4 separate regions of the Homo sapiens genome follow, and regions 1, 3 and 4 are each linked to region 2. Evidence: read pairs that join two places in POLR2A ChIA-PET (ENCODE). Cell type or tissue: HepG2. All regions are shown on one strand. Each heading gives the region's core, and the rest is flanking DNA. Links, peaks and the distances in the headings are about the cores only. Region 1 overlaps SH3D19 (SH3 domain containing 19). Region 2 holds the start of SH3D19 (SH3 domain containing 19). Region 3 overlaps SH3D19 (SH3 domain containing 19). Region 4 overlaps SH3D19 (SH3 domain containing 19).

What was found. Peaks named below come from ENCODE experiments on the same cell type or tissue, not always from the same donor. Only the 100,000 strongest peaks of a DNase experiment are listed, where the experiment ranks them.
Region 1: POLR2A ChIA-PET joins it to region 2 with 12 read pairs; 3 of 35 experiments call an interaction of 5 or more read pairs at or near these places.
Region 3: POLR2A ChIA-PET joins it to region 2 with 32 read pairs; 8 of 35 experiments call an interaction of 5 or more read pairs at or near these places.
Region 4: POLR2A ChIA-PET joins it to region 2 with 21 read pairs; 4 of 35 experiments call an interaction of 5 or more read pairs at or near these places.

Annotation. Positions count from the first base shown.
Region 1 is chr4:151,243,213-151,249,381 of GRCh38, forward strand. All of the region lies in intron 1 of SH3D19 (SH3 domain containing 19), which reads right to left. LOC124900799 (a long non-coding RNA gene) reads right to left here. Exons shown (of 2, transcript XR_007058328.1): 2 at 3,599-6,169. Among named protein-coding and RNA genes, the nearest start is that of PRSS48, 31 kb to the right of the region's middle. In HepG2, for the core only: no CTCF peak of the experiment used is centred there; DNase peaks (open chromatin) are centred at 3,729 and 5,479.
Region 2 is chr4:151,321,971-151,328,139 of GRCh38, forward strand. It overlaps SH3D19 (SH3 domain containing 19), which reads right to left and starts at 3,635. Exons shown (of 20, transcript NM_001378122.1): 1 at 3,271-3,635. The coding sequence starts at 3,382. In HepG2, for the core only: no CTCF peak of the experiment used is centred there; DNase peaks (open chromatin) are centred at 2,761 and 3,851; H3K4me3 peaks cover 3,594 bases.
Region 3 is chr4:151,264,834-151,271,002 of GRCh38, forward strand. All of the region lies in intron 1 of SH3D19 (SH3 domain containing 19), which reads right to left. It overlaps LOC124900799 (a long non-coding RNA gene), which reads right to left. Exons shown (of 2, transcript XR_007058328.1): 1 at 1-6,169. Among named protein-coding and RNA genes, the nearest start is that of PRSS48, 9.2 kb to the right of the region's middle. In HepG2, for the core only: no CTCF peak of the experiment used is centred there; DNase peaks (open chromatin) are centred at 2,468 and 3,158.
Region 4 is chr4:151,250,158-151,256,326 of GRCh38, forward strand. All of the region lies in intron 1 of SH3D19 (SH3 domain containing 19), which reads right to left. It overlaps LOC124900799 (a long non-coding RNA gene), which reads right to left. Exons shown (of 2, transcript XR_007058328.1): 2 at 1-6,169. Among named protein-coding and RNA genes, the nearest start is that of PRSS48, 24 kb to the right of the region's middle. In HepG2, for the core only: no CTCF peak of the experiment used is centred there; a DNase peak (open chromatin) is centred at 1,984.

The DNA.
Region 1 (6,169 bases), core at 904-5,903, 78 kb before region 2:
TAAAGAATCTGTATACTTCCTAAGTAATCTGTGTCCAACTATTTGTAAGAAAAATCATTTAATATCTAAATTGAGAGTACTCTGTTATGAGCAATAAAAAGTATAATAAACAACAAATGAAAATTTAAGCCTTTATACTATAAAATGAAAAAGAAATGTCACTTGCTTTCTATTTCCCTCTGTAAATACCATTAAGATGTGGTAGTGAAATTGTATAAGTTGTTGGCATGGGCCCTCAAAACAAAATGAGAGGGAATGTAAGTGATCCCTGTCTCTTACATGTCAGGATGTCACTGACAATATGGAAGTTCTTAGCTGTTTTAAGTGTTTATATTATGTTGCCTAGTGGCAGAAATTAAGTCCTATATGGACAAGAGATTAAGCAAGATAATGGGTATGAGGGTCCTTCATAACACAAATGGCTAATTATTAGTGCTATTATTTTGAAAACTGAAACAGACCATGAGACACTAGATCTGTATCATATGTCTCCAGGGCTATACCGTAAGTCAAAGCATTACAACTGTTGGGAGAAAAGCTGGACATTCCAAAAAAACTACTTATTTTTGAGTATTGAGGAAAATTGCTATTCTTGGATATAAGCTCAGAGAAGACTGAGTACTGCAGTTTGAGAATTGCTGCTAAAAAGGAGACAAACCATCAACAGAGATTTTCAAACTCTTGCTAGACCAAGAACTGAACAAGGAGTACATCTCCAAATATCATGCCTTCTTCAAAGAGTAAAAAATTCCGTGGACCTTGAAGACTCACTGTGGAATTTCCAGAGCCTTATGTACATTTGTTCAAAGCATTATCAGGTGTTGATTGGAAGGGAGGCTGAGTTATTTCTGTGACTTGATCAAACAGTTGGCTATTAGCCCCTGAATTTAATAACTAGGGAATAAAAGTTTATTTGACCCTTAAGAGTCTATAGTAAACAAGACACAGACATCTTACTGTAATACCACAGAATCTTCCCACATCTCAAACAACAACAACAACAACAACAACAACAAATACACAAAAAAACCCAACCCTGCTTAAGGGTTTTTGGTTTTGTTTTGTTTTGTTTGGTTCAAAGATATCTTAGTATATGAATTTGGAGAACAAGCCTTTAGATTTTAGAGAAATTGTTCAAATGTTGATAGGGCATAGAAGGAAAGCTTAACATTCAATTTAACCCAAGGAAAAGAGAATCTGCAACGAAGTCGGGAAAGGAAGATTCTAATACTTGCTTCTAAGTTGTTTCTTTTTACACCCGAGGATCACAAAAGAATGACTTCTTCTCAGAATTATCTTGTAAATAAAAACAAACAATAAAGATTATTCGAACTGAGATTTAAATGTAAATCCAGGTCTATTTTGAAAGGGCCTGACCAAATCATGTTATAGTCAGAGACCACAGTGTGTACAGTCAAGTGAAATGTACATTCTGAGAGAGCCTAAGGTGCCAGTGTACCTCAGAAGTGTGGTAGTCTTTTGTGTCAACAATTTAAAACAGTTAATCTGTACATAAAACATGTTTCCAATATTGAATTGAAATGTTAACCAAGTGTCACTGGGTGTAGCTATCTCTAAAACATAGCCATAGCAAAAATGACAGGTAAACAGATTTCTCTGTTGTAGAGAATTCAAATATACATAAAAATAATTGGGTGCAGTGGCTCACGCCTGTAATCCCAGCACTTTGGGAGGCCGAGGCGGGCAGATCACGAGGTCAGGAGATAAGAGACCATCCTGGCTAACACGGTGAAATCTCGTATCTACTAAAAATACAAAAAATTAGCCGGGTGTGGTGGCACACACCTGTAGTCCCAGCTATTCGGGAGGCTGAAGCAGGAAAATCATTTGAACCCAGGAAGCGAAGGTTGCAGTGAGCCGAGATCACGCCACTACACTCCAGCCTGGGCAACAGAGCAAAACTCCATCTCAAAAAAATAAAATAAAATAAAATAATAATAATAATAATTAAGTTGCTTAGGAGCTTTATCACTACTGACCTTTCTGAGTTAAAGCCTTTAAAAATCACTAATATATTAATTTGTTCAAGTCTTAATTAAGTAGTGTAACTAACTACTGAGTTCCCTGATTCAGTTCCTTGTTAATTTTTTTTTTAGGGGAAAAAGTGAGGAGACACTGTCTGGCAAGATTTACACATCAATGCTTGATTAAGGAAAAGGGACTCCTCCCTTAGCAGCGTGAAGCCTGGATAGAGATGGGTTCTTTCTACTTTCCAGACTTTAATGGCAACTGTGCCCAGAGTTTCTAGATATTCCTCATACCTGTTCCCTGTAAAAGACCATAAACATTCCTGGTTTACTGTAGCTGAAAAGTCATCTAAATTCAAATTTATTGGATGGCTTTGCATTGGTCCAGTGTGGTCTTCTGAGTCTTTTGTTTGTTTGTTTGAGATGGAGTCTCACTCTGTCACCAGGCGGGTGTGCAGTGGCGCAGTCCTGGCTCACTGCAACCTCCGCCTCCCAGGTTCAAGTGATTCTCCTGCCCCAGCCTCCTGAGTAGCTGGGATTACAGGCACGCGCCACCATGCCTAGCTAATTTTTATATTTTTAGTAGAGACGAGGTTTCACCATATTGGCCAGGCTGTCTCGAACTCCTTGACCTCAAGTGACTGCCTGCCTTGGCCTCCCAAAGTGCTGGGATTTACAGGCATGAGCCACCACTCCCGGCCTGGGTTTATGAGTCTTTTACTGGGACTTGACCCATTCTCATTTCCCAAAGAGTTTAAAGATTGGGATGAAGTTAACTGGAGCAGGAAAAATAAGTAAGATTGGAAAGATATATGACTTTATAACCCCATTGAAGACATACAAAAAAAAAAAAAAAGGCTGAAATATAAAGTATTTCCCTGGTGGCATTTGTTCTGGTATCTTATTTTTTAATTTATGTTTTCAGGAAAAATTCTCCATCAGATTAAATAGCTAAAGTTACAAAAGGCAAATACTCACATAAAATTTGAATCTGAAAAGGAAAACCTAATTCCTGGTATATATATAGATGGGTACTGACAACATTTCTATTTCTCTGAGTTTCACGGATTTCAGGGTAACATCTGAATTAAGGTTGTGTATCTATCCTTTCAACATCTGAATCATCTAACATAGAATGATCAAATTCTGTTTCTGGCTTATCAAATTACCTAGCATTTTCCTTGCAATGATGATGTTCAAAGCTGGTACAAATAGTGCAGGATAGAGCCATTCTTAGCTACCATTGGTAGGAGTGGGTATGATCTTTCTGGAGAGTAATTTGGGCCTTTAAAAAGTTTATGACCTTTTCTCCAACATTCAGCTTCTAAAAAGCTATCTCCAGGAAATAGAAAGGTGAGATAAATTTCCAGATAAAGATATTTATGGCACTGTTCTTTACAATAGCAAATCTAAATTTTGCCATTAATAATTTTTAAAATATACTATACAGTTATGATCATATTCGACATTGTCAGGTACTTACCTAACTGCTTAACTCACTTGACCTTCTCAAGAGCCCTATGAAGTATGTTCTCTTACCCAGAATTCCCATTTATTGATGAGAAAAGAAAGAAGTGAAAAATGAACACTGAATATCTCATGCCTTATAATGGATGGGTTCATTGTTTTATTTATTCTGCTTATCATAAGTAAAGAAGTAATGACATTGCTGCTACAAATAATTCCTTTTCGGCCCCATAGAACCTGCAGTTAATACTGAATGGCACAAGATTTACATAGGATTGATCCATGTTTAAACTTGCCCAAGGTCATGGAGCTAGGAAGTGACGGTGCTGGGGTTCCAAACCAGCAGTCCAGCTCCAGAGCTGAAACTCTTTAGCATTACACCATATTGCTGTTTTGTGTATTACTTTTCTTATTTTTCTTTTGTGTATTATTTTTCAAATGTGATCCTGAATTCTATAAAATGATAAAATTTTTATAATTTTTCTCTCAGATTTTTGTTTCAATATTCACATGCAAAATTGGTCCCTGGTCTTCTTTTAGGAGAAATATATTTTCTGTGTTTCAATATCAATGTTATTTCACCTTCATAAAAAGGAACGAACTGGAAGCCTTCCTTCATTTTCTATGTTCTAGAACAGTTAAAATAGCATTAGAATAATCTGTTTCTTAAAAGTTTGGTAGAATTTCTTTGCAAACTCTGAAGGAGAGGGAAAGGAGGGTAGCTCTATGACAACTTCTTTGTTTCATCAATAATAACTGTTCTTTCAGATTTTCTAAGAGTTCTGGAGTCAGATACAGTCATATATTTTCTATTTCTTTTAAAAAATTAAACAGATTCTTACATATAATTTATATTCCATAAAATTTACCTGCTTGAAATGTACAATTGGATAATTTTTAGTAAATTTACAGAGTTGTGCAATCATCACAATGAGATCATTTTAGAACATTCCCATCACTCTAGAAAGATCGCTTGTGCCCACTTGCAGTCAATCCCTGCTGCCATCACCAGCTCCTCCATTTTAATAGTTCAGCTCTATAACTTTAATGTATATAAACAGACATGTTTATTTTATGTGGATTAAATAAGATAGCGGAGATAAATCTTGGATGTATTGTATATAATGTGACTATACTATATAAAAAATATTTAACTTTAAGAATTGAATGTGGTACTCTGCACAAATAGTATAATTTTCTTATAGCTCATTAAAGCTACCTGGTACTTATGGAAAAAACAAACAGTATGACTGTTTTCATCTTCCTATGATCAGCGCTGAGACTTCCATAAACACATATTCCTTACAGCCCCATTGGCAGCAAGCAATAGGAAGCTAATATCAAAATATGATCACAATAACCACCCTGCCTACAGATGACATTGCTGTTATTCTTTACTTCATGTTGACCAGATTTTCAAACTGTAAGGTATTTTTTAATGTTTTACTTTTTTTTTTTTGTTTGTTTGTTTTTGTTTTTAGAGATGGGATCTTGCTATGTTGCCCAGACTAGTCTTGAATTCCTGGCCTTAAGCAACCCTCCTGCCTCAACCTCCTGAGAAGCTGGGATTACAGGTGTAAGTCACCGTGCCCAGCTTTATTTTCTTAATTTCTTCTATTTTTCCTAATGAGAGTTTAGGAAAAGTCTAGCTATTTCTGAAATGAACAAAGTGTTTTACCCACAGTGTTCAGAATTTAGTGCTTAGAATTAAGCACAGCTGATTAGAACACCAGCCAATATATTTTTAGTTTGCATTGAATAGAGATTTCTCTAATTAGGAAGCATTAGTGTTATTTGATTTCTGATTCTTGCTTCAAAGTTCTCTCCATAACACAGCGAACTTTAAGTATAAGATTAAACTTAATTTAACAAGAAAATATTTTTACATGTTCAAACATGAATAATCCAGTCAGTAGCATTTTTAGATCTAAGAGTATTGGAAAAATTGCTCTCAGCATTGAGAAATTCTTCCACTGATAAAGGTCAACAGAAAGCAAACTCTTGGAGAAGTGGAAGGCGCATGGACTTTGAAGCCATACACATGGGTTCAAATTTCAGGTCCAACAACCACTAGATAGGTGTCCAATATATTCTTCCTCTTACCTCTTTCTTTCCCTCCTCCCTGCCTGGCACCCCCTTGTAAACAAAACAAAACAAAACAAAATGCAAACAACGCACTTCAATGGAAACATACTCCCAAGATTTCCTTAGAGTGAATTTATACTGATTAATTTTTTTTTAAATTCAGGAACTAAAGTAACTAAGTTAAGTTTTTCTCTTGTCAACTCAATATCCTTGTTGGCCATCTGTTACTTTTCTTCTTCTACTCAAAGACATAAAGTGAGCCTCAAAAACATTTAAGTGCATATTGCAAGATTGTTTTGAGATTTAAACAGATGTGTACTTACATGAATGCCCAACTATAAAACACTCAAGGGTATGTAATTATTGTGCTGACAAGTATAAATTCACAATAAAGGTATTCAAAACACACATATACTCATACACGTATTCAGAGTCTGTCCATACACTTCATGTTAGGTATATATTGATTGTATCTGTAAAAGTCACAATATTTAAAAATATTTTCTTAGTTCAATAAAAGATTTATAATTGGCTCTTCTAGTTTCATACTTAAGACTTGTTTTCAAATGTTTCTGTGAAAGAAGTATTAGAAAGTTATCAAGTGATCAGTAAGAAATGTGACTTTTAAT
Region 2 (6,169 bases), core at 608-5,607:
TCTCTGTCAGGTCAGGCAATTAAGGATCTTGGATACCACCATCAACAGTAAATATTTCACATAGTGCCAGATTTACGACACCTTAGCCTCAGCACATGAAACCCAAACAATGGAATACTCTCTGCTCCCCATTTACTTTCCTATAACTGCTTATTAATCTCATGCATCATGAGCTACTACAGAATTAACCCTCACTGGCCAGGTGCAGTGGCTCACACCTGTAATTCCAGCACTTTGGGAGGCTGAGGTGGGAGGAGTTCGAGATCACCCTGGCCAACATGGTGAAACCCCGTCTCCACTAAAAATAGAAAAATTAGCCAGGCATGGTGGTGCACACTTGTAATCCCAGCCACTCTGTAGGCTGAGGCATGAGAATCACTTGAACCTGGGAGGTGAAGGTTGCAGTGAGCCATGACCACGCCACTAGACTCCAGCCTGGGCGACAGAGCAAGACTCTGCCTAAAAAAAAAAAAAAAAAAAAAAAACCTTTCCTGAATTGACCTCAGTACTTGATTGCCTATAATTCTGCCAAAAAAAAAAAAAAAATTCAACTGAGCTTTTTATTTATTTTAGAATCATGCTGAAGATATTTTATTACTTTAAAAGCTGGGAAACATAAATACATTTTATAAAGAAGTTGGGCACCAGATCAACTATCATCCTTTGTTGTAAAATAAAACTGTGATTAATCAAACCCAATTTTCTTAACATCATTTTAAAAACACACACACATTTATTTCCTAAGGATGCCCTACAAGGACTGTCCTGTGCTCAGAACCTGCCTGGGGCTCTTGGCCTTTGAATGAAAAGAACTCATTCCAGACATTTCATAATCTCAAGTCATTACTTGCTTTCTGCTGGGTTGATAAAATACAGGACAATTCCACTTAAATGATCTTAAAAAGGTAAAACTAAACAATATTTTATAGAGATGCATATGTGTATGGTAAAACTGTACAGAATGAAAAGGAAATAATAACCACAAAGGTTAAAAAAATGGTTACATCTAGGGGAGAGAGGAGGCTAAGTCTAGGAGGGATGGGAATCCATTTCTAAGGAACTGACTATATCCTATTTCTTGACTTGAGCATGAGTTACAAGAGTTTTTACTTTATAATTTACAAATTTCATATGTTCTTCTGTATGTAAGTTACAAAAATAAATAAATGCACTTACACAACCACTCCAAAATTTATCAGGGAGAGAAGGAAGAGTTCACAGACTACCTTAAGTCCATAAACCCCAGGTTTATGGTTATCAAGCTAGGTGAAATCAGAGAAAAGGAAACTCTTTAGATTGTAAAATGATAAGGGAAGGAGGGAGCACTGAGAACAGGAAAAGTGAAAAACTGAAAAGGTGATGCAGAAAAAACATGAAGCTTCTGCGTCAGTTCATACCCTCTCACTTGGAGGAGAGCAACATCTAGCACAGACATAACTAACAAATGCCCAAGCTTGGTAAGGAATGTGTTAGTGTCTGAAAAACATGTTAACTAATAAGGGGAAAGTGGAGCTCAGCTTGTAAAGAAATGTAAACTATTAAATAATTTCTTCTAAAAGAAATAAATCCAAAAATCGCAAGTTTAACCCTCTTACTCATTCCATTACATCGTCCTCACACCCTTTAATGGAAAAAGGGCATATAAATGGTTAGAAAACTACAAACACCAATTACTGAATGCAAAAAGTACACAATGTCATGTCTCAGCAAAATATTATCAAAGAACCTAGAAAAGCCTTTGTCAACCTTGAGAAATTAGGGAACTGGTGAAAACTAATTACAAAATGTCATTTCCACCAGCTTTGGAATAAATACACATATTGCAACTAAATGATAAACACACATCTGGATCACATCTAGTCTGAACTCCAAAACAGGTCTTCACTGTACAGTCTCTTGTGAGAATGAAGCTTTCTGCTGAAGGTAACAGGAATCTAAGGTGGCCTACCCTGTTTAAATCCATAGGTCAGGCATGGCGGTATATCTTTGTAAAGTTTTTTCATTGTACTCTTGCAAGAAATATTCACTTATATCCAGCAACTATTCATTATTTCACAAGGTTTGGGTTTACACTGAACAAAATTACCAATTATGTTCAAAACTGGTGTTCATATAGACAGCCAAATGCCTTATTTTGATGAAAAGTTGTAATAATGAGCATGGAGAATTATTTTTATGTTCCAAGATTCTACCAAAGGCATTAAATTGACTATTTCTTCAAGATGTTCTTCTCAAGTTTTCCTTTCATCCTACTTTCTACCCTCCATTTGTTCCGCACAGATACAATATCTTCTCTATTTTTCCAACTTTCTCTTAGTGGTTAAGGGAGTCACACAGAAAAGCTTCTCCACTTCATGGAATATTCGCTATATTCCACTTTATAATGAGGCTCTCAGTGAATCGTTCTCCTCCGACTCTCTCACTTCCCTATCTCCCTTTTGTTGCCAGTCCCCCTAGGTTTGTTCTTCCCTCTTGTTTTCAGATAACTCGGATTACCCAGTTGGAACCAAAGGCCAAAGAATGTCCTCTCTATTATGTTTGATTGAAAAGCCGCCCGGAAGAGGGAAGGGGTGTGGATCTACACTTATTCACTCTTTCACTAATGTGCCAAACTATTTGATCCGTGCCGCTTTTGTGTACCCAAAACACAGTATCATAAAAGTAATTACAGGCCCGAAAATGATTCTCAGCCCAAATGAATGGCCTTTTGGAATGCTATATTCTGGACTTCTCTTTGCGTGGGGGAGGGTCTCACAACTAACGAAAACAAGTCCTACAGAAAACTGGTGAGCTCGGCGGCTGGGGGAGGGAGGGAGGGGGGTCACAGGTCCGAAGTGCAAGGGACGCCGAAACAGGACTTGCCTCAGTTATGAGCACGTGCTCTGACCTGGCTGCGGCGGCGCAGGCAAACCCCTCGGAAGGTGTCGTTGTCCACCGAGACGGCCATTGACCTCTGACTCATCCAGAGATAAGTCATCAACCAGGCCACAAGTCCCAAGCCAGCAGCTCCTGGATTTAGTGTGCACGGAAAATTTGAGTTTCAGCTGTACGACCACTAGCAGTTAAAGACGGGTCTGAATTTCCTCGGGCTCGGCCGGAAAGTGAGGATGGCGATGGAAATGCCACCCTCCCCGAGTCTGGCCTCTGAGAGTTAAAGAAGCCGGTCCCATCCCGGCGCGTGAAGGAGCTGCCGCTGTGTGGGGCAGGACCCGAGCGGCCCCAGAGCGCGCAGCTCTGGGTCCCCGCCGCCCCGTCCCCCGCGCCTCTCACCTGCGGCCGAGTGGCCCGAGAGCGCACGGCCCCGGGCGCGGCGCTGGCCACCAAGTTCGCGGCGCTCGCGTAGCTCTTCCTCCTCGTCCTCCCGCCGCCGGCCCTCAGCCATGGGCGAGGCGCGGGGCGCAGCCGCGGGATGGCCAGCGAGCTGCGGCCCCGGCGCCCCAGAACGCCTGCACCCGGCGCCCCACGCCACCGCCCTCGGGCCGGGGGGAAGGCGGCTCCCGGAGAGGAGGCGTCGGCGGCGGCTGTGGAAATGGCCACCTCCGCGAACTCCACCTGCAGCCGGCCGGGCAGCGGCAGGGCGCGGGCCGAGCCGATTCCCCGCCTCCTTGCGGCGTCCCGGCGGCCTCTTAATCCCTGGCCTTTCCCACTCCCACTCCCGCTCTCTTCCCCCTTCCTCTTTGCCTTCCCCGCCCCGTAGAGCTCCACCGCGGATCGGGCGGGTTCGGGGCTGGCCTCGCCTCCTCAGGGAGGGGTTATCGGCCCCTAAGGCCGCCCCACAGCCACACACGCTGGAAACACCAGCTCGACCCAAACAAACGTGTGCAAAATAAATAAACGGGATAGGAAGAGGGGAAAGAGGAGGTGGCCTGGCCTCTTCCTGCCTTTTCACGATATTCCAGTGTCAACAGGAAACCCATTTGTTTGACACTTAAACAAAAAGAGGAGGAACCCGACCGGGGCCGAACTGGGAGAGATGGGACAGCTGGGAGCTGCTGAACTTTGGAACAAACTTGGCTTGGAGTTGGGTCGAGCCTCTGCAATGCACACTTTTTTCTTTCCCTCTCTTTTCGCCCTTAAAAACCTAGACTTGCGGGAGCACAGAGGATTTTTAGGGCAGTGAAACTACTATGCGTATGATTCTGTAATAGCGGATGCCTTTGTCCAAGCCCAAAGAATGTACAAAACCAAGAGTGAACCGCAATGTAAACTATAGACTTTGGGTGATTATGAGGTGTCAATGTGGGTTCATCAATTGTAGCAACTGTGGCACTCTGGTGGGGGATGTTGATAATGGGGGAGGCTATGCATGTGTGGGAGCAGGGGGTACATGGGAAATCTCTGTACCTTTAGCTCAATTTTGCTGTGAACCTAAAACTGTTCTTAAAAATAGTCTAGTAAGACTGGAAGCGGTGGCTCATGCCTGTAATCCCAGCCCTTTGGGAGGTCGAGGCGGGCAGATCACGAGGTCAGGATATCGAGACCATCCTGGCTAACACGGTGAAACCCCGTCTTTACTAAAAATACAAAAAAAAAAAAAAATAGCCAGGCGTGGTGGCGGGCGCCTGTAGTCCCAGCTACTCGGGAGGCTGAGGCAAGAGACTGGCCTGAACCCAGGAGGCAGAGCTTGCAGTGAACGGAGATCGCACCACTGCACTCCAGCCTGGGCAACAGAGCGAGAGTCCTTCTCGAAAAAAAAAAAAAGTCTAATAAAAATGTTTAATAATAAATCAAGCCTCACTGTATTCCAGTTCATTTAGGGCTAGGATATGGCTACAATTCCTAGAAGAACAGGAAGAAATGTGTTAAAGAGACCCATACGTGATTATTTGTAGAGAGGCAACTAGGGGAAGTGGAGAGACCACTGGCTCTGGAGTCAGAAACTGTAATTTGAAGCACTTAGCTGTGTGAGCTACCCCTAAGAAAGTTTTTCAAAGCTGGAAAGAACCGTGTAACCAAAGTTGTGTGTACCTGCACAATACACATCTTAGGTTCAGTAGGTGCACGTACTTACTTTCACACAGAGAGGAAAAGATTCTGGAATTTCACCAAAAGATACCCAAGTAGCAGGCAGAAATATTACCTGGACATGAAACCTTAGGAAATTCCTGAGTGCGATGAACAGGCCTTTATCTTTGGCGTCTTGCTCTATTTCTGAGAGATTACCAAGAGCTCCTAATGTTCAGCAAGTAGGAGAGAAAAAGAAAGGGAGAAAAGGGTCACTGAAAATAGAATTGCCTGCCACACCTGAGTGCTGTTTCTTTGCCTTTTCAATAGTGGCTGTTGCCGCCTGAGAAAATCTTTCCGCTTTTAAGCAGATAAGAACCACAATCGATTCTGTGGAATTGAGGTCAAATCCACAAGTTAAAACTTTATTACTGCATAAGCGATTAAATAAGTAGACACTTAGAGAACTGGAAATTAAGCCAACAACAATAAAACAAAGGTTCTGGACCTTTAGGGTTGTTTTAAATGTTTGGTAAGTGAAACCTTATTTGTCACTTCCCTTCAAGGATGAATAATTTAAAAATCCCTACCTTGACCAACAGTACCATTTCATTAAGCCATTGGAGTCAGTTTCTACTGTCATTGAGTCTTAATTTTTTTTTTTTTTTTTTTTTTTTGAGACTAGAGTCACTCTATTGCCGAGGCTGGAGTGCAGTGGCACGATATCGGCTCACTGCAACCTACGCCTGCCGGGTTCAAGGGATTCTCCTACCTCAGCCTCCCGAGTAGCTGGGATTACAGGCATGCACCACCACGCCCGGCTAATTTTTGTATTTTTAGTAGAGACGGGGTTTTACCATGTTGGCCAAGCTGGTCTCAAACTCCTGACCTCGTGATCCACCCACCTCAGCCTCCCAAAGCGCTGGATTACAGGCGTGAGCCACTGAGCCCAGCCATTGAATCTTAATTTGGAAAGGCGTGAAAGTTGTTCTGGGTTTCCCAGCCAATTAGAGCTTCGGGAATCCACATTTTTGTGGTGGGTGGGTGGTGCATGCCCAAGCCCACTCTACAATTAGCAAACATTTATGGTAACTGTTGTGTGCCAAGTACCACTCTAGGTGCTGTGGGGAGACTCAAAAGAAGGAAAGAAATATCCATGATCACATCCTATGGTAGGTGCTTTTCACATATGTCTTCTCATTGCAAAAGAACAAAACATGTTCCC
Region 3 (6,169 bases), core at 487-5,486, 57 kb before region 2:
TCTGATGCTGACCAGAGCTGAGTTGGATTTCATAGGATGCGGATTAAAATACAATAATAGACACAATGCTCTACATTACTTGATGAATAAAGAATAAAAAATAAGGAAGGAGTTTTGGCAAGACAGTGGAATGAACAACTGCAAAGTGAATATTCCTCATTCTAATTGAATGCTAATAAAATCATTGTTTAAAAATGATAATTTTCATAAATAATCACAAAAGGTAATTACATAATAATAAATTAATTAAATGTGGGCCATTAAAAAGCTTTCCATACATATAAAAAAAGAATTCAGAAAAAAACAAATTCCCAAATGCAAAAATTATCAAATTATAAGCAGGATAAAGAATGATTACAATTTATTCTCAAAGGCATACTGTTTATGTCAGTAACATCTTGTTAGAATTTTTGCAGATGACAACACCACAGAATTTCAAACAAGGCATACTTGACACTGTGGAAAATGCTTCAGCAAAAGAAAAGGTAAACTCACTACACATGTGGGATGCTAAATCAGTTGAAAAAAAAAAAAAGAGGATAGAATGTGAGAGAAGATGATGGATCTAGATAGTGGAGCCAAAAAATAGAAGGAGATAAAAGGAGGTTATAAAATCACAAAATATAACAGTTGGAAGGCACTTTACAAATTATCCGATACTACTCCAAGCTCAAGGCATAAGTTTGCTTTTTAATAGAATGATCAATTAATCCTTATATTTATTTTATTTCTTTTCTTTTTTTTTTTTTTTTTTTTTTTTAAAGACAGAGTCTTGCTGTGTCACCCAGGCTGGAGTATAGTGGCACAATCTCAGCTCACTGCAACCTCCACCTCCCAGGTTCAAGCAATTCTCATGCCTCAGCCTCCGGAGTAGCTAGGATTACAAGTGTGCACCACCACACCCAGCTAATTTTTATATTTTTTGTAGAGACATGGGGTTTCTCCATGTTGCCCTTGCCCAGGTTGGTAATGAACTCCTGACCTCAAGCGATCCACCCGCCTCAGCCTTCCAAAGTACTGGGATTACAGGTGTGAGCCACAGCGCCTGGCCCCCTTATACTTATTACAGCAGCTTTGGAAAATTATTCATTGTTGGGAATGAGGGAATGGGAACTATTTTCACTACACAGTATTGCCCACCCCTTGCCCACAAGAATCATCTAAAACTGAAAGTTAACAAGTAAAATAACACACATAATGGATGAGATAGTTACATGTAGGACAAACCTAAAAGATTTTAGTAAATACACACCTCATGTTTTAGGAAGAAGGTAATCTTGGAGACTTGGGTATAATCTTAAGGCAACGTACTAGGAATGAGATCGTACCGATGAAAGTTTAAATCTAATCAACAGTATTATGCACTGGTTGAAGAAAACCAGGATTAAGACGGAGGATAGTCAGCATGGAATCTAAGAAGGGAAAAGTCCGTTAACTATATGTGTTCATCAGATTCTAAGCTGTTAAGGGAGAAAGACCCTGAGTCTAATGAATATAAACTTTAAATTTAAAGAAAAACATGTTCTGTTATAGAAAAGTGGTCTTTCAGTTTTTGTAAAGATGAGCTATTTCATCTTTGTAAGTGAAATGCTCATGGAGATTAGCTACCTCCATTTGTTCTCATTGTAAACCTCTTTAAACCACAACACATTTAGTTGCTCGACTCATATGAAGAAGAGGTGCCCTGGTTGGGAAAAGTGAAAATTCCGAATAATGGAAATGAATAGCCCTTAGTGAGAATAAATATTCTGGTTCATACATAAGCCTCAGAGTTTAGTGAGTCAGTCCCTTGAATTTGATCTCTTCTAGGTGCTCTGACAAGGCCTGAAGTCCAGAAGTTAAAAAGCTAAGAACCCAGAGACTAGATTGAGATTACTTGAGTCAAGTCATGTTGCTTATGGAAGACCTGCCTAAGTGAATTCTCTGGATAACATGACATATCTATCTCATTTCCTAACAATGGCAGAAACTCATATTTACTTTATGACTCCTCTGTGTTAAGTACTATGCTGGTCACTTTAAATATTATCTTATTTTGTCTTAACAACTCAAGAAGGTACTATTTAGCCCCGTTTACAAATGAAATAAAAACACACAAAACTGAGGTTCAAAGAGGCTAAGTAATCTGCCTAAGACTAAACAGCTAATATTTAATTTAACAGATCTAGCCAGGGCTGTCAGACTTCAAAAATATGGCTTTTTCAGCTGGGTGTGGTGGCTCACGCCTGTAATCCCAGCACTTCTGGAGGCCGAGGTGGAAGGATGATTTGAGGCCAGGAGTTTGCAACAATCCTGGGCAACATGGTGAGACTCAGTCTCTCTCTAAAAAAAAAAAAAAATAAATAAAATAAATTAGTCTAGCATAGTGGCACGTGCCTGTAGTCCCAGCTACTCATGAGGCTGAGGTGGGAGGATTGATTAAGCCTGGGAGGTCAAGGCTACAGTGAGCTGTGATTGCGCCACTACACTCTAGCCTGGGCGACAGAGCAAGACCCTGTTGTCAAAGAAAAAAAAAAAGGCTCTTTCCACTATACCAAATTACCTCCGTTCATTGTTGGAAAGCTATAAGGTTTTTCCTTACATTACACCAAAATAACACTTGCCCTTTGGCCCTAGTTATTTGTACCTCTTGTACTTCTTATCTCTATTTGTAGTTCCTTGAGTGAACATAGCTTTTATTTTTCCTTCTGAATAGATAAAAACAGACTTGAGAAAATTAACTAATGTCCTATTCATCTTTTTGACCTTCTAACAACACGTAGTATCCTGCAAACAAAGTATCAAATCTTGTTTTTTTCAATTAACAAAATGAGAACTATAGACTATAGAAAGCCAGCTGTCAAAAAAATAGGGAAGAATTCCTTTAGTATGAGAAGTGAATAAACATAAAAAGGGAAATGTATTTTGTTAGTGACCAAAAGAACAGGTGCATTAGTTGGTGATCAAAATAACCAGTCCCCCCTGTAAAGGGGGACTGGTTTTAAAGGGCATTAGTGTTTCAAGCAAGTAGGATGGTGCTCAGAGAAAGATTAGTCCCTGTGGAGGAGATGAGTGCAGTCCAGGGAAACCTGTAGACTGGTCAATAAAGCAAACAGCCAGGAAGAGAAAGAAGATTGTCTGTGAAAGGTTGTCCAAGGCTTGGCCCTGACATAACAGATGCTAAGTACATGACATGTTGCTTAATGATGGAGATCCGTCCTGAGAAATGTGTCATTAGGTGATTTCGTCATTGTGTGAACATCGTAGAGTGAAATGACACAAAACTCAGTGATACAGCCAACTACACACCTAGGTTACATGCTATAGTCTATTGCTCATAGGCTACAAACCTGTGCAGCAAGTTACTGTACTGAACACTGTAGGCAACTATAACACAATGGGACGTATTTATGTATCTAAACATAGAAAAGGTACAGTAAAAATATATTATAAAAGATAAAAACTGGTACACCTATATAGGGCACTTACTGTGAATGGAGCTTGCGGGAATAGAAGTTGCTCTGGATGAGTCAGTGAGTGAGCAGTGAGTGAATGTGAACGCCTAGGACATGATAGTACACTACTGTAGACTTTATAAACACTGTACGCTTAGGCTACACTAAGTGTATTTTTTTATTATTATTATACTTTAAGTTTTAGGGTACATGTGCACAATGTGCAGGTTAGTTACATATGTATACATGTGCCATGCTGGTGTGCTGCACCCATTAACTCGTCATTTAGCATTAGGTATATCTCCTAATGCTATCCCTCCCCCTCCCCCCACCCCACAACAGTCCCCAGAGTGTGATGTTCCCCTTCCTGTGTCCATGTGTTCTCATTGTTCAATTCCCACCTATGAGTGAGAATATGCGGTGTTTGGTTTTTTGTTCTTGCGATAGTTTACTGAGAATGATGATTTCCAATTTCATCCATGTCCCTACAAAGGACATGAACTCATCATTTTTTATGGCTGCATAATATTCCATGGTGTATATGTGCCACATTTTCTTAATCCAGTCTATCATTGTTGGACATTTGGGTTGGTTCCAAGTCTTTGCTATTGAGAATAGTGCCACAATAAACATATGTGTGCATGTGTCTTTATAGCAGCATGGTTTATAGTCCTTTGGGTATATACCCAGTAATGGGATGGCTGGGTCAAATGGTATTTCTAGTTCTAGATCCCTGAGGAATTGCCATACTGACTTCCACAATGGTTGAACTAGTTTACAGTCCCACCAACAGTGGAAAAGTGTTCCTATTTCTCCACATCCTCTCCAGCACCTGTTGTTTCCTGACTTTCTAATGATTGCCATTCTAACTGATGTGAGATGGTATCTCATTGTGGTTTTGATTTGCATTTCTCTGATGGCCAGTGATGGTGAGCATTTTTTCATGTGTTTTTTGGCTGCATAAATGTCTTCTTTTGAAAAGTGTCTGTTCATGTCCTTTGCCCACTTTTTGATGGGGTTGTTTGTTTTTTTTCTTGTAAATTTGTTTGAGTTCATTGTAGATTCTGGATATTAGCCCTTTGTCAGATGAGTAGGTTGCGAAAATTTTCTCCCATTTTGTAGGTTGCCTGTTCACTCTGATGGTAGTTTCTTTTGCTGTGCAGAAGCTCTTGAGTTTAGTTAGATCCCATTTGTCAATTTTGGCTTTTGTTGCCATTGCTTTTGATATTTTAGACATGAAGTCCTTGCCCATGCCTATGTCCTGAATTGTAATGCCTAGCTTTTCTTCTAGGGTTTTTATGGTTTTGGGTCTAATGTTTAAGTCTTTAATCCATCTAAGTGTATTTTTAAAAGTTTTCTTTAATAATAAATTAATCTCTGCTTACTATAACTTTTTTACTTTATAAACATTTTGATTTTTAAGAACTTTTGACTCTCCTAATAACACTTAGCTTAAAACACAAACACATTGTATAGTTGTACAAAAATATTTTCTTTCCTTGTATCCTTATTCTATATGCTTTTTTCTCTTTTTAAAAATTTTTTATTTTTACCTTTTAAGCTTTTCTTTAAAAAAAAACAAAAACAAAAAAACTAAGACACAAGCACACACATTAGCCTAGGCCTACACAGGGTCAGGATCATCAGTATCACTGTCTTCCACCTCCACATCTTGTCCCACTGGAAGGTGTTCAGGGGCAATAACATGTATGGAGCTGTCATCTACTATGATAACAATGCCTTTTGCAGAATACTTCCTGACAGACCTGCCTAAAGCTGTTTTGCAGTTAACTTTTTTTTTTTTTAAAGTAGACAGGGTACACTGTAAAATAATGATTAAAAGTATAGCATAATAAATACATAAAGAAGTAACATACTCATTTATTATCATTATCAGGTATTATGTTGATATAGTTTGGATGCTGACCCCACTCAAATCTCATGTTGAATTGTAATCCCCAATGTTGGAGGTGGGGCCTGGTGGGAGGTGATTGGATCACAGGGGTGAGTTTCTCCTGAATGGTTTATTACCATCCTCTTGGTACTATCCTCAAAATAGTGTGTGACTTCTGTTCATTAAGTGTATGGCACCTCCCCACTCTCTCTCTTGCTTTCACCATGTGATGTGCCTGCTCACCCTTTGCCTTCTTCCATGATTGGAAGCTTCTTGAGGCCTTCTCAGAAGCAGATGCCGCTATGCCTCCTGTGCAGCCTGCAGAACCATGAGCCAATTAAAGCTCTTTCTTTATAAATTACTCAGTCTCAGGTATTTCTTTACAGCAATAGAAGAATGGCCTGCCACATATGTACTGTATGTAATTGTATATGTTATGCTTTTATACAACTGGCAGTCAGTAGGTTTATAACAGCACCACCATGAACACTTGAGTAATGCATTGCCCTACAGCTCTAATGTCACTAGGCAATAGGAATTTGTCAGCTCCATTATAATCTTATGGAACCAACCTAGTATAAGTGGTCTGAAATGTCATTATGAGGCACATGACTGTATATGGACTAATTCTAGCACTTACTGATTTGTGAAACAAAAGCTTCACAAAAAATTTCTTGTCCAAGTTCAAAAACTAAAACTAGACTGGACCTTTTAGTACACAAAGGCAAAAGCCAAGGCCTGATATACACGTACTAGAGAAGTCAATTATTCTTTTTTTTGAGACAGGGTCTCAACTCTGTCACCCAGGCTGGAGTGTAGTGTCCCAATCATAGCCCACTGC
Region 4 (6,169 bases), core at 71-5,070, 72 kb before region 2:
AAGTACTCAAAAAGAGGGGTAAAGAATATATATACTGAAGCATAATTTATAACAGCAAAAAATAAAGAAAATCTAAGTGTCCATCAACACAGGCATGATTTTAATGTTAGGTTACTTCTGTATGTGGAATGTTATGCAGCTATTTTAAAGAACAGTAATCAGGTCGGTACATAGTGGCATGGAAGGACTTTGAAAAAAGTTAAGTTGCATGTAGAATGATATATAGAATATTCTCATGTTTTCCTGTGATGAAAATATATACATATTTATATATATGTGTGTGTATATATATTATATACAGACATGTGTATATGGACCCCACACAAATATATATGGATATACAGCAAGACAAGAAAGAGAGAGAGAGAGAGATCTGGAATGATGCTCACAAACAACCCATCAGGTGCTAGAAGTGGAGACAATAAGGAAGAAAACTTTCTATTTTACCTTATACATTTCTCTGGTGTTGAAATTTTTTTAGTAATTGTAAAGAAAAAACCCAACCATATATTATGCCCAGCAGGCACCAGAAGAAGAGGAGTCAAACCTATTAATATTTTAATAACAGCTATTAATTCTCAGATTTCTTTCCATCAGTCTGCTGGAGATAAAGAGCATTCTGCTTTGGTTGTCAGTACACAATTCCTAACACAAAGTCTCCCAGCATGCTTTTGTGAACCAAATGGAAACCTGCGGCCCAAAAAGGAGCACAGTTTGGCTGGATACGTCGTTAGCTGAGGATCAGTCAACAAAGACTGTTGGCCGATGGATCCATTCCAGTCTCAAGTTTCACGGGCTCTGGCAGGGAGGGAGGGCACAGACCCCAGAATACTCCTGAGAAGCCCTCACCTATCCCTCCTCCATTCACTGCCTTTTCATCATAATCTGCCTTTAGGATTAAATGATTTTTCACCAGACCTTAGGCACTACTTCCATGGTCTTCCTGACCTTGTTATAACCAATACCTGCACCCTTTCCAGAATCTCATTTTTAAGCATCCCACCTTGCCAACCCATTTGTTCTTTCTTTTTCTTTTTTTCCTTTTTTTTTTTTTTTCCTGAGACGGAGTCTTGCTCTATCACCCAGGCTGGAGTACAATGGTGTGATCTTGGCTCACTGCAACCTCTGCCTCCAGGGTTCAAGGGATTCTCCTGCCTCAGCCTCCCAAATAGCTGGGATTACAGGCGCATACCACCATGCCCAGCTAATTTTTGTATTTTTAGTAGAGGCAGGGGTTTCACCATGTTGGTCAGGCTGGTCTCGAACTCCTGATCACAAGCAATCCACCAGCCTTGGACTCCCAAAGTGCTGGGATTACAGGTGTGAGCCACTGCACATGGCCCATTTGTTCTTTCTTGAACTCCTTACAGCAAGAAGGCCAATTCCAATAATTTTCTACTCCATCAGGATTTATAATCTACTGACTTTATCTCGCTTTACTCTCTACACCCCCTTCATTGCTTACTTTCCTCCTTTCCAGCTTAAGTTAGTGATTTCTCATTATAATCACTCCCCTGTCCACCCTTCTTCATACCTTCCTCTGAAAACCTCACCCTGCTTGCAGCCAACTCTCTGCTCTCTCCATGCCTCTACCCATGTTGCTGAGCAGCACTGGTGAACACACAACTATGCCAATTTCACTTAATTCAAGTGGATCCTTTCAGCTGCCCCGCAGTCACACTATTATTTTCTTAGTTCATTCATCTCCCTCACTGCTACATGACTAGCACACTTCTCCATAAGTCCTCAATACCTCCATTCCCATCCTCTTTCTCAATGGATAATTTCTATGCTTCACTGAGGAAACAGAAACAATAAGCAGAGGAATTCCACCACCACACCTGCTGCCAAGTGGCATCTGTGCCCATTGCCTTTGTTCCTGTGTAGGAAAATCCGTCTGTGTTCCAATCTAAGCATTCTCACCTTCCAATTGGTGAGCTGGGATCTGTCCCCTGCTCAAGGACACCATTGCAGCACTATTTGCTTTCTCTTCTGTGTCATCAATTTCCTCCTCTTTGCTGGATAATTCCATTAGCACACAAACAGGATGTAATTTCTCTCATCTTAAAACAACAAGAACAAAAGACTGTGCCACCCAGCCTCTTCTGCCAGCTGTTTCTCTGTTCCCTTTACAGCAAAACTACTTTTTCTATCTCAAAGTACTCCCCTTTTATTCTCTCTTGAGCCTGTTCCATGATGCTAAATCTGATGGTCAGTTCTCAGCCATTTGCAGCATTTGGCAGCCTATCACTTTCCTCCTTGATACACTTTCTCTTCTCAGCTTCCAGGATACTACTCTCAGTTCTCAGCCTACCTCACCACTATCCTCTCAGTCTCTTATTGGTTCTTATTCATCTCATGAAACTTAGGTGGGCTCAATCCTTAGCATTCACAGTGGGCTTTATTTATACTCACTCCATAGGGGACCTAATCTCATCTCATGGCTTTAAATACTATGACATGCTGATGACACCCTAATCTAGCCCTAGTTTGGGCCAAGTCTCCAAATTCCAGATTTATATATTCAACTGCCTACTGGACATCTCCAGCTAGACATCGATCAAGCATCTTAAACTTATGCCTACAAATGAACTCTTCATCTACCCTCCAGAAACCTTCTCCTCCTACACTGTGCCCCATTTCAGTAAACAGTACTTCCACTCTTCCAATGGCTCAGGCCAAATGGAGTCATCCTTGGCTCCTGTCTTCTTCTCACAACCACATCCAATCTATCAGCAAGTCCTGTGTGTTCTACCTTCACAATGCAACTGGAATCTGCCACTTCTTACCACTTCTCTATATCCCTGGTCCAAATCCACCATCACCTCCTGCCCAGTTCACTGCAATAGTTTTCTGCCTGGTTTCCCTGCTTTTATCCCTGACCATTATCAATCTACTTGCCAGTTTGATTCATTTAAAATTTAAGTCAGATCAACTATCTTCCCATACTACTAAGAATAAAAACCGAAGTCCTCACAATAGCCTGCAAGAGCCTACATCATTTGGCCTCCAATCCCTGTGTGACCTTATTTCTCACCGCTGGAGCCCCTCACTCTGCTCTGGCCATAGTGTTTCCTAAACGTTCCAAGCACACCCCTGCCTCAGGGACTTTGTACTGCTGTTCTCCATGCTTCAACCCCTCTTCCCTCAGTTATCCACCTGGCTCATTTCCTCTCTTACCTCTCAGGTCTCTGCTCAGAAATCACCTCAGTGATGCCTTGTCTGACCACCCTATTTAAAAGTTATGCCCCACTCCAGCATCCCTAAGTATCTAAGCCTGTTATTAAACAAAGCACTTGTTGGCCGGGCACAGTGGCTCACGCCTGTAATCCCAGCACTTCGGGAGGCCTAGGCGGGCGGATCACGAGGTCAGGAGATTGAGACCACCCTGGCTAACACAGTGAAACCCTGTCTCTAACTAAAAATACAAAAAATTAGCTGGGTGTGGTGGCAGGTGCCTGTAGTCTCAGCTACTCAGGAGGCTGACGCAGGAGAATGGTGTGAACCGGGGAAGCGGAGCTTGCAGTAAGCCGAAATCGCACCACTGCACTCCAGCCTGGGCGACAGAGCGAGACTCCGTCTCAAAAAAAAAAAAAAACAAGAAAACAACAACAACAACAACAACAAAAAAGCACTTGTCATGTTCTGACTTACAACTACAATACAACCTCTACGAGGACAGAGGCTTTTTCTATGTTTTCATACCTCTATTCTAGAAAACGGTCCCTGGCGTGGGTATTGAATAAATGATTGCTGGACAAACAAATGAGGTTTCCTGGACTTGGGAGGCTGCTGTAGCAAGATAACTAGATGATGACTTAGAAGATCTGGGTTTGAGTATGATTACAGACAAGAAAATAGAAGTGACGCCCAGCTTTGTTATTGCACAGTATAATTAGTTAAGCCATTTAACCTCCAAGGGCCTCAGTTTCCTCATCTATAAAGGGAATGAAAACATGCGTTACCCTCTGTGTGAATGAAAATGTCAGGCAAATGTAAAACACTATCAGGCTTCTGTAACTGATCACATATGTTAAACTATTTAGAATTACTTTAAAATTTTTAGACAATAGTTTATGCTTAGAAGATTTAGTCACTTTGTAAACCAAAAGGATACCTTGAATTATTATTTTTTTTATTTTTATTTATTTATTTATTTATTTTTTAAATTTATTTATTTTTTATTGATAATTCTTGGGTGTTTCTCACAGAGGGGGATTTGGCAGGGTCATAGGACAATAGTGGAGGGAAGGTCAGCAGATAAACAAGTGAACAAAGGTCTCTGGTTTTCCTAGGCAGAGGACCCTGTGGCCTTCCGCAGTGTTTGTGTCCCTGGGTACTTGAGATTAGGGAGTGGTGATGACTCTTAAGGAGCATGCTGCCTTCAAGCATCTGTTTAACAAAGCACATCTTGCACCGCCCTTAATCCATTTAACCCTGAGTGGACACAGCACATGTTTCAGAGAGCACAGGGTTGGGGGTAAGGTCACAGATCAACAGGATCCCAAGGCAGAAGAAGTTTTCTTAGTACAGAACAAAATGAAAAGTCTCCCATGTCTACTTCTTTCTACACAGACACGGCAACCATCCGATTTCTCAATCTTTTCCCCACCTTTCCCGCCTTTCTATTCCACAAAGCCGCCATTGTCATCCTGGCCCGTTCTCAATGAGCTGTTGGGCACACCTCCCAGACGGGGTGGTGGCCGGGCAGAGGGCTCCTCACTTCCCAGTAGGGGCGGCCGGGCAGAGGCGCCCCTCACCTCCCGGGAGGGGCGGCTGGCCAGGCGGGGGGCTGACGCCCCCACCTCCCTCCCGGATGGGGCGGCTGGCTGGGCAGAGGGGCTCCTCACTTCCCAGTAGGGGCGGCCGGGCAGAGGCGCCCCTCACCTCCCGGACGGGGCGGCTGGCCGGGCGGGGGGCTGACCCCCACCTCCCTCCCGGATGGGGCGGCTGGCCTGGCGGGGGGCTGACCCCCCCCACCTCCCTCCCAGACGGGGTGGCTGCCGGGCGGAGACGCTCCTCACTTCCCAGATGGGGTGGCTGCCGGGCGGAGAGGCTCCTCACTTCTCAGACGGGGCGGCTGCCGGGCGGAGGGGCTCCTCACTTCTCAGACGGGGCGGTTGCCGGGCAGAGGGTCTCCTCACTTCTCAGACGGGGCGGCCGGGCAGAGATGCTCCTCACCTCCCAGACAGGGTCGCGGCCGGGCAGAGGTGCTCCTCACATCCCAGACGGGGCAGCGGGGCAGAGGCACTCCCCACATCTCAGAGGATGGGCGGCCGGGCAGAGACGCTCCTCACTTCCTAGATGTGATGGCGGCCGGGAAGAGGTGCTTCTCACTTCCTAGGTGAGATGGCGGCCGGGCGGAGACGCTCCTCACTTTCCAGACTGGGCAGCCAGGCAGAGGGGCTCCTCACATCCCAGACGATGGGCGGCCAGGCAGAGACGCTCCTCACTTCCCAGACGGGGTGGCGGCCGGGCAGAGGCTGCAATCTCGGCACTTTGGGAGGCCAAGGCAGGCGGCTGGGAGGTGGAGGTTGTAGCCAGCCGAGATCACGCCACTGCACTCCAGCCTGGGCACCATTGAGCACTGAGTGAACGAGACTCCGTCTGCAATCCAGGCACCTCGGGAGGCCGAGGCTGGCGGATCACTTGCGGTTAGGGGCTGGAGACCGGCCTGGCCAACACAGCGAAACACCGTCTCCACCAAAACCAGTCAGGCGTGGCGGTGCGAGCCTGCAATCGCAGGCATTCGGCAGGCTGTCAGGAGAATCAGGCAGGGAGGTTGCAGTGAGCTGAGATGGCAGCAGTACAGTCCAGCTTTGGCTCAGCATGAGAGGGAGACCGTGGAAAGAGAGGGGGAGAGGGAGAGGGAGAGGGAGAGGGAGAGGGAGAGCCTTGAATTATAATAAAGATTTTAAACTGTCTTTCTCCCTCTAGAGTTTGTAATTGTCTATATATAAATTGTATACTTTAATATCATATCAACTTCTGGGCATTATGGCCAATATTATTTTTGTTTTCTGTCCTGAGGCCTTATCCATTCTCTTCTAAATAGGGGGATATGAGACTTGTCATCTTGAGATCTTTGATACTTTTGGCTCTGGAACTATCCTTCCCACAGGTGCAGAAATACAAGTCAGATTCCTGTTTATGTAAAATGTCGAGAAAG